Regions from separate parts of the Mus musculus genome. Here region 2 is linked to region 1. A link is a loop called in an ENCODE intact Hi-C map of the cell type or tissue named here. Cell type or tissue: left cerebral cortex. All regions are shown on one strand. Links, peaks and the distances in the headings refer to the core of each region. The heading gives the core; the rest is flanking DNA. Region 1 overlaps Dscaml1 (DS cell adhesion molecule like 1). Region 2 overlaps Dscaml1 (DS cell adhesion molecule like 1).

The links. Peaks named below come from ENCODE experiments on the same cell type or tissue, not always from the same donor. Only the 100,000 strongest peaks of a DNase experiment are listed, where the experiment ranks them.
Region 2: a loop joins it to region 1, with 2.2 times the contacts of the local background. A loop is called at or near these places in 3 of 42 quality-filtered maps.

Annotation. Positions count from the first base shown.
Region 1 is chr9:45,530,785-45,539,395 of GRCm38, forward strand. The region is part of intron 3 of Dscaml1 (DS cell adhesion molecule like 1); the gene reads left to right. Among named protein-coding and RNA genes, the nearest start is that of Gm22069, 100 kb to the right of the region's middle. In left cerebral cortex, for the core only: a CTCF peak has its summit at 3,762; DNase peaks (open chromatin) are centred at 3,977, 4,693, 7,045 and 7,938; H3K27ac peaks cover 3,557 bases.
Region 2 is chr9:45,466,317-45,474,927 of GRCm38, forward strand. The region is part of intron 3 of Dscaml1 (DS cell adhesion molecule like 1); the gene reads left to right. Among named protein-coding and RNA genes, the nearest start is that of 4833428L15Rik, 39 kb to the left of the region's middle. In left cerebral cortex, for the core only: no CTCF peak of the experiment used is centred there; DNase peaks (open chromatin) are centred at 4,752 and 5,613; H3K27ac peaks cover 1,574 bases.

The DNA of each region.
Region 1 (8,611 bases), core at 396-8,395:
TCGGCAACAAGCGGGCCTCCAATGTTAATATTTTATGAGCACACAGAGAAATCTACGACTGAATGTAAATGGCAGAATTATACGTAACCGTAATGTAAACACGCATAATTGGGCCGTGTTGAGGGGAGGGGGAAGGTTGGTGATGATGGGCTGAAGGTGGCATTTGCATCTCTGGGTGGATCTCCAGATAACGAATAGCAGAGCTTGGGGGTACCCCATCACCCTGACTCATTCTGTGAGGTGGCCCTGTCTTCCCAGACCCCATAGGCGGGAAGCTCCCCGTGTGAGCCCATATGTCATCTGTCATCCTTGATGTGGGACCACTTTAGACAGATAATTATCATCTTAAATGTCATTTCCTGGGGGCTTTCGGGTCCGCCTTGTGCTTGTCCTTTAGCTTAAAATGTATTCTGTGTATCTGTGGGACCCTGTCTTCCATTTCCCCCAGCCATGGCCACAGTCTCCTGCCTTGCAGAAAACTTGAAATCATGGCTGGGAGATGACAGGCCTTGTACAGATCTCACCACCTCTCAGCTCGCTCTCTCTCTCTCTCTCTCTCTCTCTCTCTCTCTCTCTCTCTCTTTCTCTGTGTGTGTGTGAAATGAATGAATGAATGAATGAGGTTGTCAGGGTTTTCTACTGTGAAAGTGAAGTGGGTGATCCTCAAGGAAATTCTCCTGCCCATCTCAAGTTCCCACATGGTTGATGGTGAAAAGCCAGAAGGAGCAGCTGAGAGCCCTGGAGTTACACCATTGCCTTTAAACTTGCCAGAGCCAGAACCTGTTCATGTCTGTGTCTATGTCTGTATCTATGTCTGTGCCTGTGCCTGTGCCTGTGTCTGTGCCTGTGCCTGTGCCTGTGTCCATGTCTGTCTATGTCTGTGACTGTCTGTGTGTCTGTCTGTATCTGTCTGTGTTTGAGTCCTTGTCTGTCTGTGTCTGTCTATCTGTGTCTGTGTCTGTGCCTGTGTCCATGTCTGTCTGTGTCTGTCTGTGCCTGTGTCCATGTCTGTCTGTGTTTGTCTATATCTGTCTGTGCCTGTGTCCATGTCTGTCTATGTTTGTGACTGTCTGTGTGTTTGTCTGTGTCTGTATGTGTCCATGTCTGTCTGTGTCTGTCTGTGTGTCTGTTTGTGTCTGTATTTGTGTGTGTCTGTCTGTGTCTGTGTCTGTCTGTGTCCATGTCTGTCTGTGTCTGTCTGTGTGTATCTGTGTCCCTGTCTGTCTGGGTCTGTATCTGTGTCTGTCTGTGTCTGCATACAGTGAGATCAACACAGGACTTGGTGTGCCACGAGGACAGGGGCCAAAGTGCCCCACAGTGCCTGATTTACACTGAGTACCCTGGAGACTCTGTGAACACAGGATTAAGAGTCGGTTCGTAAGGTAGTTAACGAACAGAAGCAGCTCTCCTCCTCTCCATATTGCTTTTGGAGTTAGTTTCAAACCTATCTATAGGGCACCTACTAGGTGTGAACACTGCGCCAGTGACTTTAGGAAAGACAAAACTCCATCAGACTAGAAGCCTGCCTCTTTTCCTGCTGCTTCCTTGCCCTCGCCTCCCCAGTTATCCCTCTCCCCTGCTCCTGTTCATTATTTCTCTCCGCAGTTATGTTATTATTGGCCTCGGTAAAGAGTTTCAGGGGTGTCGTTTGTCTGAGCAACATTATGCAGAATTAAGTTCTAGGGTAATTTCTGATGCAAATACCTGTCCTCCAGGAGAATGTGAATTAAGCCTGCTGGTCTCTGCTCCACAGAGGTGGTGCATTTGGAGCTAGACTGCCAGCAGCCTGGGAAGCCGGGGGCAGGGAGGGGGACACAGGACGCATCACTCCAGGCCTTCCTAAGCTACTCATATAGGCTCCAAAGCAGAGAGAGACCTGAGCAGTCAGCTCCTACATCCTATTACTGCCCCTTATGCTGAGGATGTCTGCCCTGTACCCCACCCCCACCCCAGAGATGCTCCCCAGTAGATCTCATAAGCTGTTATTAGGAAGCGATCGCGATCTCTCTCTCTCTCTCTCTCTCTCTCTCTCTCTCTCTCTCTCTCTCTCTCTCTCATTCCTCTCTTTGCCTTCTCAATGCTTGGATTTCAAACACACGCTGCCATGCTCACTCTTACATGGGTGCTGGAGATGGAGCTCAGGTCCTTGTGCATGAACAGCACGTGTTTAGCCACGCTCTCTCTCTCCAGTTCAGCAAGGTTTTCTCTAGAGCAGACCTGTGCTTCTTGCTATGCACTGTTTAGTCGTAGGTTTCGGATTCATAATTTTTCAGGTTTCAGAGAACTGTCAAGTAACCCGAGAGAGAACCGATTAGGAGACCCTGGAAGCCAGAGGATCCATTTTAACCTGCGCTTGAAAACGCATAAAGCCTCATTTTAACCAGTTCCCAGGTAGTGCTGTCCCAGTGAGCTGCAGAGGGTAGAACCCTGAAAGCAAAACTACTGGACTTTTTTTTAGTGGATCTTTTTAGCACTTCAGTCTAAAGGTGTGCCCAGCCTTGGACTGCAGGGAGATGAGGCTAGTAAGAATGTGGCCCCAAACAAACTCATAAACTTAAAAACTTATGACGGGTTTCTCCTTTTTGTAATTATTGTTTCTTTTCTTGTAACTCTGTGGCCAGTGACTTCCTGCTATAGTGTCAAGGTTGGACAAGCCTGGGTTTAAGAACTGTGTTCTTAAGAACCTTAAGAACAGCTGGAGAGATGGTTCAGTGGTTAAGAGCACTGACTGCTCTTCCAGAGGTCCTGAGTTCAATTCCCAGTGACTACATAGTGGCTCACAACCATCTGTAATGAGATCTGATGTCCTCTTCTGGTACTCACATATATTAAATAAATAAATAAATAAATCTTTAAAAAAAAATTCCGGGAGCATGCCTTTAATCCCAGCACTTGGGAGGCAGAGACTTGGGAAGGCAGAGGCAGGCAGATTTCTGAGTTCGAGGCCAGCCTGGAAAACCCTGTTTCGAAAAACCAAAAGCACTGTGTTGTCTTTACTGAAGATAGCTGTCTGCAGGTTCCTTCCCGGGACATCTCTTCCCTGGGACAAGGCTTCATCTGTGAAGTTAAGGGCCTGAGACCTCTGGGTCAGCTGTCTTGTCCTGAGGTCACCTCCCGGAAATGGAAGCTCTAGGACAGCAGGAGAAGAAATAGCTCTGCTATGTCCTGGGCCATGAGGAGTGTGTGCCACTCAGAGCTAGGGTCACTAGCCTCTCTCCCACTCAGCACTCCAGAGCCCACCTCTTCTTTAGGGCCAGTGGACTTCCTGGAATCCCACCTGAAAGGGTCCCTGAGCCTCCAGAGGAGAGTCGAACCCCTGCCTGGTTGATTTACTGCTGGCTTCTGAGAAAATCAGGATAATCGTCATAACTCTGGCTGTCCTTTAGTACATTCTAGAAGAGTCTAGAAGGAAGTTCTAATTGACTGGATTCTATGTCCCTTAGGGCTTTTATTCTGTTCAGCCCTTTAGGGCAGAGAAGGCAAATCTGCACTGAGTGTCCTTTCCTTACAGACACAAGGTACAGAGAGGTTCGGGGGATTGTCTAAAGTCACACAGGCTGTCCCAGGTGAAGCCCAGTCAGAGGCCCTATCCCTTACCTCTGGGAGCCTGATGGGGGAGGTGAGGTTCTGTAGAGCTAAAGAGACAGAAGAAACCCTCCTGTACCTTCCTCTAATTCTTGTCCTGCTTGGCCTTAGAACCTATGTAGAAAATGGCAAGCTTGGCCTGCACCAAAGAACAGAACAGAGGCCCCCACCTAGAGGTGAAAGGGATTTATGCTCCTGGACCTAACCAAGAGCCTCCCTTAATGGTTCCTGGGAGCACCCAGCCATGTCCCTGCCGGTTCCGTCCCTCAGGGTTGGCATCTCTGTAGCAGTTTTACGCTCCAGAGTCTCTGAGTCATTATCTTCCCAGACACCATCCTTTTCTCCCATGTTATGGCTGCTTCTGCTGCGGATACATTCCTGTCTCCCACCCCTTCTCCGGGTGCGGGCTTTCTCTCCCCAGTTTGCCACCCCCTCCCCTACAGCTGTCACAGGGAAGGGGAGCAAGTCACAGCCCACGCTCAGAGCTGCCTGTGCAGCTGCCTCTAGACCCCCTGGACCTTGAGGTCTGTCCAGCCATAGTCTGACAATGGTGGTCACATCAGAGGTTCCAGCCATCTGGCCATTTTCCCCTGACGTCCCTGGGGCCCTTTGTGTAAGGACATGGTACACCTGCCATCGAGAATCTTCCCTCAGCAGTCATGTTAATAATTCATACTTTCAATTTCTCTTCTACCCTACCAGTAAAGATTATACTATATCTAAGCTTGCTTTATTTCCTCATTTTTTTAAGTGGGATGGTGTTAACTTCCTAGGGGTTAGAGAGTATTCTGTGTACTACGTGTGGGGTGTAACTATGGTCAAGTACTTGCCTGGTATGCAGAAGGCCCTGGGTTTGAGCCCCAGGTGGGGGGGGAAGAGAGAGAGAGAGAGAGAGAGAGAGAGAGAGAGAGAGAGAGAGAGAGAGAGAGAGAGATGCAGGAAAATTGCAGAATCAAATACAGATCCAAATCTGAATCCAGATGGCCCCTGACTTTAATTCCTGTAGTTCACTTTGGCTTTCTTCCTACCATTCTGTCTGCTGCCCACCCCCCTTCTCTCTCCCTCCCTCTTACCCTTCCTTTCTAGCTTCATCAGCCCACTTTCTGAGCAGCTCCTACCCACTAGGGATGCGGCTTCGGGACAGGGGTGCAAGACACCGTCCACAGAACTTGATTCTCTTACAGCTCGACTCTTAAAGAGCAGAAGTGCTGTGGGTCCCAGTGGGTCACAAGCCTCTCACTCACTCAGTGCTCCAATCACCAGCTTTTGGGCCACAGTGTAAAGACTCTTTAGAGACACCGAGCCAAACAAACAAGCCATCTTCCTCTGGCCCTGGTGCCACTTGTAGAGAGATGGTGGGTGAGCTCTCCCCTCCCCGCCCCTATGCTGACCACTGTGTTAGATTTCAGAATCCCTGGCATCCCAGTGGCATCTCTGTTCCTCCCCCTACTCCCAGGCATATGGCCGCCTCTTTGAACCCGATCCACCTCCCATTCTGGTTCCCTAGGAAAGGAAACTACAAACCTGTGAAGAGTTGTTTACAATTGGCTATGGCTGGGTCGGTCACAATCAGTTGAAAGAGGACTTTATTTACTGAGGGAGGTGGGCAGTGTGGACTGAGGACCAAGAGGGAGGGGAGAGGAGACTAATGGGCCAATGTTAGCTGCAAACCAGCACTCGGAAGGCAAGGCTCTACTTTCTGCTTCTGGTGTGATGGGGCCAGCGCCTGCTGTGCAGAGGTTGGGTCTGGCAGCCCCTACACCTGTGTGCTAAAAACTGCTTACACCTGATACTTACTACCTCAGTGTACTTGGGCAGGATGGCAATTTGAGAGCTAGTCTCTAATCACTTGAGCCTAAACAAGAAGCAACCTCCCATGTCCCCAGTCATAATCTTCCTTCAGACCCCTGGTCAGGTGGGGCTCAGAGCTCCTGACTCACGGAGGGCTTTAGGCAAGCTGAGGGTCTCAGTGGGGAGGGAACTAGGACCTCACGTCATCTCAGTCTCTCTCCCCAGTATCCCATTCCCAAGACACGACACTTCTGGGTTCAGGCAGATGGGTGCAACCAGAGATGGAGTCCTCAGCTGCAAGTCTCCCATGGAGCAAGACCACCGCCCATCTGCCAGGGCTCCAGCCCTGCTTTCTAAGAATAAGTGCTCAGTACTGTAGATGCCACCTGTCCACTGTCATTGTCCTGAGAACAGATAGCATAACTGCTAGAAATCACAGTGACTTCCACAAATAATAAGACTTTGAGGCTTTGAATACCTCTTTGAACCTAAAGCTTGCCTAGCCAGACCCTTAGGACCCAGCAGGGCGAGCCTGCAAATAAAGAATGGCTCAGAGAGGCTGAGCTGCCACTCACAGACAACGGGAGGGAAAATGCTGAGTCTGGGGTTCACAGCAGCTCTAGGGGGACAAAGCACCATCCCCTTGACAGACAGGTCATTCATCCCACCAAGGTCTTGTGGGGACTAAGAGACCCCTGATTTGTCTGCCCCTGGGAGTATATACCTCTCTCATACTGCCTGCACCCATTTTTTGCCATGTTCTTCCTTTGTCTGCCCTCCACCAGACCTTGCTGTTTGCTAGCCTGACCAGAGACAGTATGACCAGGGTTGCTAAAGAGAGGAAGTGGCATCTGCCAGAGGAGGACTTGACCTGTTTTCCATGTGACCTTAAATGAGTGGCATCACTCTCTTGAGCCCCCTCATCCCAGCCTCAGTATGTGGCCTCTGAGGTAGATTCTCTTCAACTCCAAAATACTTGGCTCCTACAATGTCCCTCACACCTAGTGTATGTCTCTCAATCACTATACGACCCACACATCTGTCCTGAAAAGTTTGAATTAGCCCCTGCAGAGCCCTACGGGCCTCTATACCATGAAGGTCCTGACCCCTCTGTAGGGCTGATTGGGATCTGCTTCAACATGGGCCCTCCTCATCTGCCGTTCGCCCATGCTGACCTCTGGGCACTGGCTGCAGAAATGGCTGCTCCAATGGGGCTGCCTGGGCATCTTCCATAGTCTGCTCACAGCGCTTTGGCAACAACCTGCAGCCCCATCCTTTGGCTAAAGATCTGAGTGCTCAGCCAGCCCCAGCAATCACACCTCGCGGCCCATACATTCTGAAGTCCAGAGCAGCACCCTTCACATTATGGGCTGAAATGAGGTTGACACTCCACAGTGCGTTGTGCGTTACGTGGACACCTCTTATCAGCACAGAGAGACCAACACAAAGCAGGAAGGGCCACCTCCTTCCAAACCTGATCTTTTCTTAATGAAACTCTGCTTGCTCTCTCTCCTCCTCATTAACTCCGAGCCTCCGTATGGAACTGAGTTCTGGCTTTTGAGTCACCAGTGGCTTCACCCGACATGTCCCCTTCCTCTCTCTGTCTTTCTTTTTTTCTTTAAGGTAATGAAATGTGTGAACAGTTTGTTCTCAGCTAAAAACAAGCCCTGATGGGTTCTGTACCTCCGTGTAGGAGGGAGAAGGTGGTTCCGAGTGAGGCACTGGCTGCCAGTGGAGCAGGCTGCTTTGAGAGGAGAGATGAGGAGGAAGAGGGAGGCTGGGGAGATCCAAACGCATCCCCTGTGTGATCTGCCTTTCTTTCACTCTCCCTGTGTGTGGACCCCACTGCTGGCCTTTGATCAGAGAACAAGCGTGGGGAACTGGGGACACTCAAGCCTTTTAGGGAGAGCATTAGTGCTTATGCAGGTGAAGAGAAAGGGTGTGACATTCGGGATGCCTTTAACAGGGATTAACATCCTGAGCATTGGCTCTTCACTAGTCATCCCCAAGAAAAGAGAAAGGGACCATTGGTCCACGTATTATCTGCTTCTGTCTGTGCCTGTCAGTGCACATGAGTACTCGCTCTACTGTCTCCCATTGGGGCCAGCATTAGGGTCCTTGTCTGGGGGGGGGGTGAATGGAAACAAAATAAAAACAGCAACATTGACCAACCCCTAGGAGTCAAGTTCTGCAGATACCTGCTGTTTTGCTCACACGAAAGCAATGTTGAGTGACCTGCCAAAGCCTCACAGACTCAGTGGCAGTCCCAGGATACAAATCAAGGAAGTTTGCTTCTAGAGCTACATCCTTAGGCCCCGTGTTAAGATAGACTGGAAAGTCTCTTCTGGCATTTGTCCGTGTGGCTCCTCTGAGCTTCTGTTAACTTGCAGAGTTGATGGGTGTGTGACTGCTGATGTATTCTGCTCTGGATTGGCTAGGCTCCATGCTCTCCAGGAGCCTGCAGAATGCCTAACCCCCTGGAAGCCTTTTGCTCTTTTTCACTTGGATGTCCTGTGTCCTTGGTGTCCCTGGGAGCCACCATGCTCAGGCCACTGCACTGATGTCCTTGTTGCTCAGTTACCGACACTTCATCCCTCCCTCACCTCTCTTCCTATCACACATTACTGCAGGTGTCTTCACAGTCTGCCTCCAGTTCCCATCGGGATGGGGTAAAAGCCAAACTAACCAAAGAAAGGCATCTGGCCAGGGGTAGCAGTGCTAGACTCCTGACTCCTCAGGGATTTTCTGTTAGCTGCTTTCACTTGTCCCCATCTGTCCTCATCAGTCCTGACCAACGATAGGACCATGGAAGTGAGTGAATGTGTGGTATGCATGGATGAGCAAGTTGGCCAAGAAGCTGAGTCCTCAGTAGAGGAACAGGGGACACCGTGGTAAAGTAGAGAGTAGGAGATGTTGTCTGATTTCTCTTCAAGACATTTAATAATCCTGTGGTCCCAGACAAGTGGCCCTGGCTCTCAGGGGTCTGTTTCCTCTTTAGTAGAATGAGGACAGAACCAGCTAGGACCAGGTGATACCCCCCCCCCCCGCACCCCCATCTTCTCCATTCAGTAGCTAGCCTTCTTAGCTTTCCCTGAGAGGGCTGTGCATCTGTTCCTATCACTCTTGGGCTCAGGGTCATTGTCACATTCTCCTAAAACTCTATGCTACATAGTGTTTTGGGGTTCCAAGCAAGAGTCACAGAGCTGGCTGGGGGAGGAATGCATTGTGCTCATTG
Region 2 (8,611 bases), core at 351-8,350, 65 kb before region 1:
CTCATTTTCCACCGAGTAGACTCATGCTGAGACCCTCTGAAACTGGGCTATCTCATCATATTGACAAAGAGGATAGAACTAGTGGTGTTATCAGTGCGTGCATGCATGTGTGTATGTGTGTGTGCACATGCATGTGTGCGTGTGTGATATCTAGATATCTGTCTTGCAGTGTGACTCCCTTGCACACAGTGGGTATTCGTGTCTTCATCTGAAAGCCCCTTTTTCATAAAGCTCTTAGCAAGAACTAAAATCTAGAATCTGCTTTCTAGGGGTTCTACCCTTGAGTCCTCCTGCTTCCTGCCCCTGCCCCTGCCCATCCAGGAGGCCTATCAGAGACTGGCAGACAGCTCCCATCCTCTCCTGTACCCCCTCCCTAGGGTCCTATTCTCCTTGTGATGGCACCCCATTTCTGTTCCGATCCCCTCTATTACTTGGCAAGATTTTCTCTCATTCTGGCTCTTGCTTCTGGACATGCCTAGGTTTATTACATCTTTTCAGAAACCCAGGCCTACAGGAGTAAGGTTCACACTGGAGATGGCCCTAGCAGAGGAACTAGGGAGTCTTGCTCGCCAGTATGCCCTGCCCCGAGTTTCTTTCTGAGCTACTTCATGGAGTTGGCTCCTTCTCATCACTGGTTCTGAACAACTCTGGGCTCTTTCCCTAAACCTCTCCTTGCTCTTATTTCCAAAACCAGAATAGCAGCTTTCTATAACCTAGACAGCAGCAGGATGCCCTTTGCCCCTTCTGAGATGCATCAGCTGGCTCAAATCCTAACTTTGTGTTCTAAATGCCCGGCACCCTTGTGAAGATGTCTGCGCGTCCCCAGGAAGCCATGATTGCCAGCTTGTCTTGTTTCTAATTTGAATTTATCATTTGATTCTAGTCAAGAGGAATTCCCTATCAGGGGGTCTTCTGAAAGAAGGGAGTCTATGTGGGGAAGGACCCTCAACAAGAAAGCAGGGACAAGGTGGACTCAGATCCTGGGCCAGGGGCCTCTGAGCAGGCTCCTTGCCTCATACATCACTCACATTAAATGTGACACTGGTAACAATTTCTTATTTCATGGCTATCATTTCTTGGACCAGCCTGTCTTATTTTCCTGATGACTCTAGCTGGTTCTTTCTGGAAAGTTCTTCCTTGACCCATCCCACCCCTTTTATTCTAAATTACTATGCATATAATCTACATTCTCCACCTTGGTTTTATAGGAGTGGTTGCCTGCCTCCTTCACTTTGGGGGTGAAGAGGCAGGGAGGTCAGGAGAAAAGTTACCATTCTTGTGTCACCAAGGGATAGTTGTTCAAGGACTTCTGACAGAAGTACTAAGTGTTTCAAAAGTTAAGCTCCTTCAGACATGGTGCCCTTGGGCAGTGTCTCCCAGCCTTGTCTATTCTCCACACAAGTAAAGACAACATTAATTGCTATATTGGATCAAACAAAGACTGGCAACAACTGGAGATCCCATAGCTCATGGGATGCTACCTGCCCCAGGTCCTGCCTCACTCAACTTGGCTGAGGGATCTTGGTCCATAGTTTGGGCCAGGAGACTGTAGGTCTTCTATAGACAGGTGGTAGGTAAGTGAGGAGGTCAGTCTAGTAGTCAGCTAGTAGGTACTATGATAACTGAAGGATGGATGGTTTGGATAGCTTCCAGGCAGCCCCTCATCTCCTTTTCCTGCCCTCTCTTCTACATGACTCTTTCCCAAAGAGTCTTGAATTATAGATTCACTGTTTGAAGGACAGCTAAGCGGGAGGGGGATATAAAGGGGAGGGGCAGTAAACTCTCATCATCAGCTCACATCCTCCATTCTGCTGCTGGGGTGAAGCATCCCCGTGCTGTGGTACTTCCTTTGCCTTCTTTCAATCACAGTATGTATGTCTCTCTGCTCCCACCCCTGTCACGTTCAGTCTGTGCCTTCCCAGCATGGGACCCATCATGGCCCTGGATATAGTCATAGTTCAGGTGACAGTTGGGGTGGCTTCCTCTCCAGTAGAACTCTCTCGACATGAAGGTATGGAAGATCAAGGAGCCAGGGCTGTCGAGGGGGAAAGGGTGACGGAGACAGACTGATGGCAGGGAGTTGAATTAATTCCCTGGTGTCGGATTTAATGAAGGCCTGCCTTCTGCACCGTCTCTGAAAGGCGCATCATGGAGCGATCGGTGCTGGGTGCGTGCATAGCTCCAATTAGGAGCTTCTGCATTTCATGTTGGAAGGGGGGTCACGGTATCTTTGAATTTCTAGACTCTGGGGGCTTGTCTATCCCTCCCCCTTCCAGCCTCACACAGCCTGAACCAGAAGTCAGAAGTTCTGCTCCTCTTAAAGGGGAAAGACCCCAGGGTCTGTTCTTGACTGCCTAAGAGGACTCATTTTTCTCTTTAATGTCATCTCTTTAGGCGTTCTTAGGTAAAGACTAGCCTTCATTCTGCAAAAGGTACCTGTACCATCTTGTCCCTAGAGACTGTATCCTAGAAGTATGGATGCTTAAACTGGAGAAGGTGCTTTGGGGATAATCCAGCCCAGACTCAAATGTTTTGTGCTTAGATAGCCATGGTTTCTACAGCAGTCTCTCTGACCTCCTGTCTCTGGTCTGTTGTCAAGCAGAATGAGCACAAGCAGGGTCAGGCTACCTAAGTCCGAGGTCTCAGCTGCCAATGTAAAGTGATTCTTGGAAACCTAGTTGGGTCCTAGCAACTCAGCTGTGTACCACCATCTACAGCCAACAAAGTATATATGCGTGGTCTCCCATGACCTTGGTGTGGCCAAGGCAGGAAGATGCTGCTTGTGGGTCAGAATCCTTCATCACCCACGAAGATGCAGCTTTGTACAACTTCTGCCCCTCAAGTTCTCAAAGCCTTCTTCTGAAAATTGAGAATAATAACACTTATCACACAAGTTAATAACAGAGCAGACTCGTTTTATAAATGAACATTAAAGCTCTGAGGCAAAGTGACATGCCTAAAAACACAGCGGTGACAAATGGCAGAAGAGAATCTGAATGTGGGTCTTTTGGCCTCTTTTCGGCACATGGGGATGCTAAAAGGAGTGTTTCTTACCTATTTCCCGTGGTCTGGGTACCACTGACTGTTTCCTTCAGTCTTCCCACAATGCTTGAGTACTTCAGAGACCTCAGCTCAATTCCGTTCCAGTGCCAGCCCTTTGTGGTAGCTTTTTAATGTATTCCTGTTGCTTGTTACAGAAGTTTAGAGAAGTTAGTTGCCTCGAGTCATGAGCTCATTAAGGGTTTGGGCGGGATTGGAAGCTAGTTCTGTCTGACTCCCAAGACCATGCCATCTTGTCTTTCTTGCCACCATCTTGGACTGTAGCTCCCCTGGGACAGAAGATCAGAAACTCATCCTTACAAAGGTCACTGGGTTCTGGGTAAACATGGGAAAGACCTGATCAGTCATCCAGACTGTCCTGGCTTCACCATGGGGCCCTTGAGTCCTGACAATAGAACTGGACATTTTCTGGTGATGATGATGGATGTAGGCTTCTCCTCCTCCAGCATCTTCTGACCCGGAGGAGAGTTCCTAAGAGTGAGTGAAGGGTGTCGTTCATCAGAGAACACAGTCTCCCTAACAAACTACCCTATCCTGACCACCAGACCCTCTTCCAGTTTACCTGACTGAATAGGTCAGGGGCGACCCAAGTGGCTACCCACAGAGATGCTCTCCAGATGACTGATATCCCCAAACACCTCTTCTTTGTCTCAGCAACCTGCTCGTGACCCTTTCTTCTAGGTGCGCTGACCTGGACGTGTGCTGGGCTGAGCACCTGAGAGGACCACCGTGCTCCCCAGCTTCCAGAGTTCTCTTAAGTCTCATCTGGTAAAATGTGTTGAGGCAGGCTTGAATTGACACACCTCCTCCCTTCCCTTCCGTGGGACAATTAATGAGACCCTAATGTGCAAGCCACCGAAGTAAATAAATACAGATTATTGTCCCGCCCTGCAGGTTTTGGCTGACGAAGCTGTCCCTCTTGCTCAGCAATGGCTTCAATAATGAGCAGTAGCTTTTACAGACCTTGTTCTTGGTTCCCTGAGGCTCTCATCTCCCGCACCCAGGAACCAGGACTTTGGATAAAAATGGGAAGGCTTAAGCGAGGCACAGAGATCCCTTTCTTTAAAATCACACATGCAGAGTTCAGGGTGCTAACATAGCAATTAGGTCAATAAAGTCCTTTCCATAAAACCTGCTAACAAATCACATTCATCGATAATTAGCCCCTTTGAGACTCTCAGCCTGCAGAGACTCCAGTGGATAGTCAGTGGGAGACACAGACCCCGTACTGGGAGGCGAGCCTCTCACTTTCTGAGGAAAATCTCCCTGTGAGGTGACTTTCACTTGGGAAAGAGCAAAGCAGAGGGTCAAGGCCAACTTCTGCACCTCCCATTGCCTTGACCTTGCACAAGGGCACTGATGTCTCACACACTGAGCCTCTGATTTTCCTCTCAGGTGGCTTCCAGGCCTACAGAGCCAGTAGGTTTGAGGACACACAGCTGGCTCTGTGGCTTAGGGCCTGGCTGGGCACCAGAAGTGTCTCAGAAAGATGCACACTTTCTTTCACTTGACCAAAGCTTCCCCATGAATCACAGCCTTCTTCCCTTGCCTGACTCTCTGCCCAAGCCCAGAGATGGTGCCCAGGCTTGTTACAGAGAGAAGTAGCTGGAAAGGGGTGAGAAACTGTCTGAAATAATTCCATCCTTCCCTGGAGACTTGGCGTGAATTTTATCTAATCACCATGGCAACAGATAAAAAAAAAAAGAAAAAGAAAAAAGGTGTGAGCGTATTGCCTTTGCTGTGATAATTCAGATTTATATATTCAGATCAGATTGGAGTTGGAGATTTTTTTTTTTAAGGGAGCAGATGCAGCAGAAGGTGTGACTGCAAATAATGTAACACAAATGTTTGATGATCCTGCCCTTTAAGAAGTGGAACGCAGTTTCCTGCAGTTTTTCCAGAATATAATTATTCCATCAAACCCATTGCAATGAGGGCTCATTACGGGCCTAGAGAATGCAGAGTCACGTCCGTGCCAACAACACGCCTGCGCACACACAAACACACACAAACACGCATGCTTGGCAACTCCTACCCCTGCCCCTACTCTTGCCCTCTGCTGCTGGCTGCCCCCCAGATGCTCTAGAAAACCCCGAGAAGCCTGGGTCAGAAAGCCCTGACCGAAAGGCAAGGAGGAAACAGCTCAGGTGCGGAGTGACCTGAGGTTCCCTCCCTCTCTCTATGCCTAGTCTATTTCCTAGAATATAAGCTCTCAGAGGGCAAGGGCTGCCAATGGCCAGTTCTACTGCAAGTCTGACTGATCTAGGAGGCTAATCAAGGTTTCCATAAACGACAAGAAACTGTTGGTCATTCAAGGTAGCCCTTGGCTGTGTCATCTCACCAAACTAGTCTTCTCCCTCCCAGACCAAGAACTTTTCTCTTGGAAACATCATAGATGTGAGGGGTGGGGTCGTTGGGGGTGGTGAGAATGAGCACCAGGACTTCACTCAGTTTCTTTCACACGTGCCTCACCCACCCCTGGGGAAGGCTGGCGTGCACTCCGCAGCCCTTGCGTTTGGCAGAGTAGACACGCCCTATAGACGCTTCATGCATATTTATTAGCACCATCCGCCCCTCCTCTGCCTGACAGATGTGTAGCAGGTACCACCCTCGTCTCAAGCTATGACAAGTCTTTCCAGTGTTGTCACCTTCCTAAGTCACTGTTCTGGTGGGGACTAAGCCTTCTTCCCACATAGCCAAAGGACAACAATCTCCTAACCTGTCCTTCCCTGGGCCCAGAAAAAAGACACCAGTTTTCTACCTGACTTGCTCACCTGCTGATCCTAGGAAGTGTGATGTATGTAGCCAGAGAGGGAGGGATAGCAAAGTGCCTGAGCATAGGGACCTCTGAGTACTCCTCCTCCTCTCAGCCGGAGAATTATTCTGTCTCAAATATAAATAACTGTTTATCAACATTTTGACCCCCTCCCCCAGCTCAGAGTGGTCATGGGGCCTATGGGGGTGGTGGATGCCTCTGATCAACCCTATCAAATCCAGGCATTCCTAGTGCTGATGATAGAGTCTTTCTATTCTCCCACGTCCATGTTTCCTCCCTAATCAGGACCCCGCTAGGTGAGGGTACTAACTGTAATCATGACTACCACGCTTACATTTATAGGACCCCCCAAGGCATTTTGATGCCTCCTGTTTCTTGGTATTTGGGATTTAGCTGTGGCTCTGCTTGTTGTCCAGGGGCCCCCTCCACCCAGAGCTTTAAGGCTGTGTACACTGTAGACCTGCAGGAGATCCAGCTTAGCCCCACTGTGCTGGGTTCTAGCCCATTAGGAATCCCAGCTAACTGCATGCTGGGCTCATTGCTGCTTTGGGCCTCAGCATCTTGCCAGGGATCCAGACCTCACACCATTTTATCCTAAGCAGATGGTCTTGGTCCAAAGGGAGGTCAGCAGACCTCCCATTCTGCCCTTCCCAAAGACTACTGGGAAAATTCTTATTTAGTCATAGTAAATAGTCATAGCTCTCCAGGGGCGTGGCAGAGCCACGTCCTGTACCCTTACCTGACCCTGGCCCAGACTTAGGTACTCATACAAGGCCTGCCTCCCTCAGTGAAACATAGCTGCTTCTGGCAGAAAACACACACACTCTCTCTCTCTCTCTCTCTCTCTCTCTCTCTCTCTCTCTCTCTCTCTCTCTCTCTCATACACACACACACTGAATGGGAGAGGCAGGCTGCAGATTGTTTGTTTGGGTGTAATTGTTTTACCTGGGAAGGCACAGTTCCTCTTCAGCCGCTGCCTTCCGCATGTCTCCAAACACTCATCCCTGTTCACACTGGATCTGTCCCAGACAAGACCAGCCTCCAGGGGACAGGACAGAGGAGTTTAGTTCTGAGTCTCCACCTTCCCCATCTAGCCACAGTGGGCCTCTGTGAGAGCAGGTAGAGGAAGACTCCAGGACCCCTCCCTTGGAGTTCAGCAGGGCTAACAAGGTGTGTGTATGTGAGGTGAAGGCTGTAGGACCTCAGCTTCCTAGCTCTGGTCTGGAGAGCCTGTTCCTTTAGTCAGGACAGATCCTCCTTGGGACGGTTTGGTATCCATCTTGATACTTTGGGAGTTAGCCAACCCTGCTTGATGTACAGAGATAAAGAACATGAGATGCAGATTCTTTTCTGTCCCCTCTGTGGTTGGTTGTCCCTAACTTTAAATCAGTAAGGTATCTAGGTCCTGGCTTTAGGTACCAGCTCACCTGGGCTGTTACAGTCCTGGCTCCTGCCAATCCATAGCTTCAGTGTGCTGCAAACCAGAGAGGGCTGAAACTACCTCACCTGAGTGTTCATAGGAGGCAGCCAAGGAAAATCAGGTCTTATGATGTGATCCAGCTGAGTGGCCAGAGGTGAGAAGAACTGGAGAAAATGCTTGTTTTCTTTTCTTTCTGTCCATTCCTTCTTCCAATGTTTAAGGAGGAACCAGTCTTACTTCATGAGGACCAAGGGATGGAGTTGTTATGGGGAAGACAGGCAGCTCACTGTCCTTGTGACTTTTCTCACAATGAAAATAATCAAGTGGTGGCTTGGATTCCGTCATGGGATGGCGAGCTTGCTATTGTTGTTTTCCAAGGCACAGGGCATTTGAATCAACTACTAAATGTCAGATGTTCCTTCACAAACATTGGCAATTTAAATATTATTATTTCCACATTGTATAGGAGGCAATTAAGTCAGAGAGGCTAAATGGCCACTGAGTTTGTTAAGTATATGTGTGATGGTTTGTATATGCTCAGCCTAGGGAGTGGCACTATTAGAAGGTGTGGCCCTGTTGGAGTAGGTGTGTCACTGTGGGTGTGGGATATAAGACCTTCATTTTGGCTGCCTGGAAGGCAGCATTCTGCTAGCAGCCTTCAGATGAAGATGTAGACCTCTCAGCTCCTCCTGCACCATGCCTGCCTGGATGCTGCCATGTTCCTTCCTGCCTTGGTGGTAATGGACTGAACCTCTGAACCTATAAGCCAGCCCCAACTAAATGTTGTCCTTGTAAGAATTGCCTTGGTCATGGTGTCTGTTCACAGCAGTAAAACCCTAGCTAAGACAGTATGGTAGATCTGTATCCTTGTAGTATACTATGGAGTTTATGGGAAGAACACCTATCCTAGCAGGGGAGGAGTAGTGTTTCTCCCTTCCCCTCCCCTCCCTTCCCCTCCCCTCCCCTCCCCTCCCCTCTCCCCTTTCCTCTCCTTTCCTTTCCCCTCCCCTCTCCTCCCTTCTCCTCTCCCCTCCCCTCCCCTCTTCTCTTCCCTCCTCCCCTCCTCTCTTCTCTTCCCTCCTCCCCTCCCCTCTCCTCTCCTTTCCTTTCCCCTCCCCTCTCCTCCCCTCTCCTCTCCCCTCCCCTCTTCTCTTCCCTCCTCCCCTCCTCTCTTCTCTTCCCTCCTCCCCTCCCCTCCCCTCCCCTGCCCTCCCCTCCCCTTCTCTCTGAAGAGTTACTGCTCTGGAAAATGGTCTTTGCTTAACCCTCCTGCTTCTGATCATCTTGAACTTCAACACATATGGGGAGTGGTTCCTGGACCCCAGGACAAGGCTCCAGGAGCATGTAGAACTTGA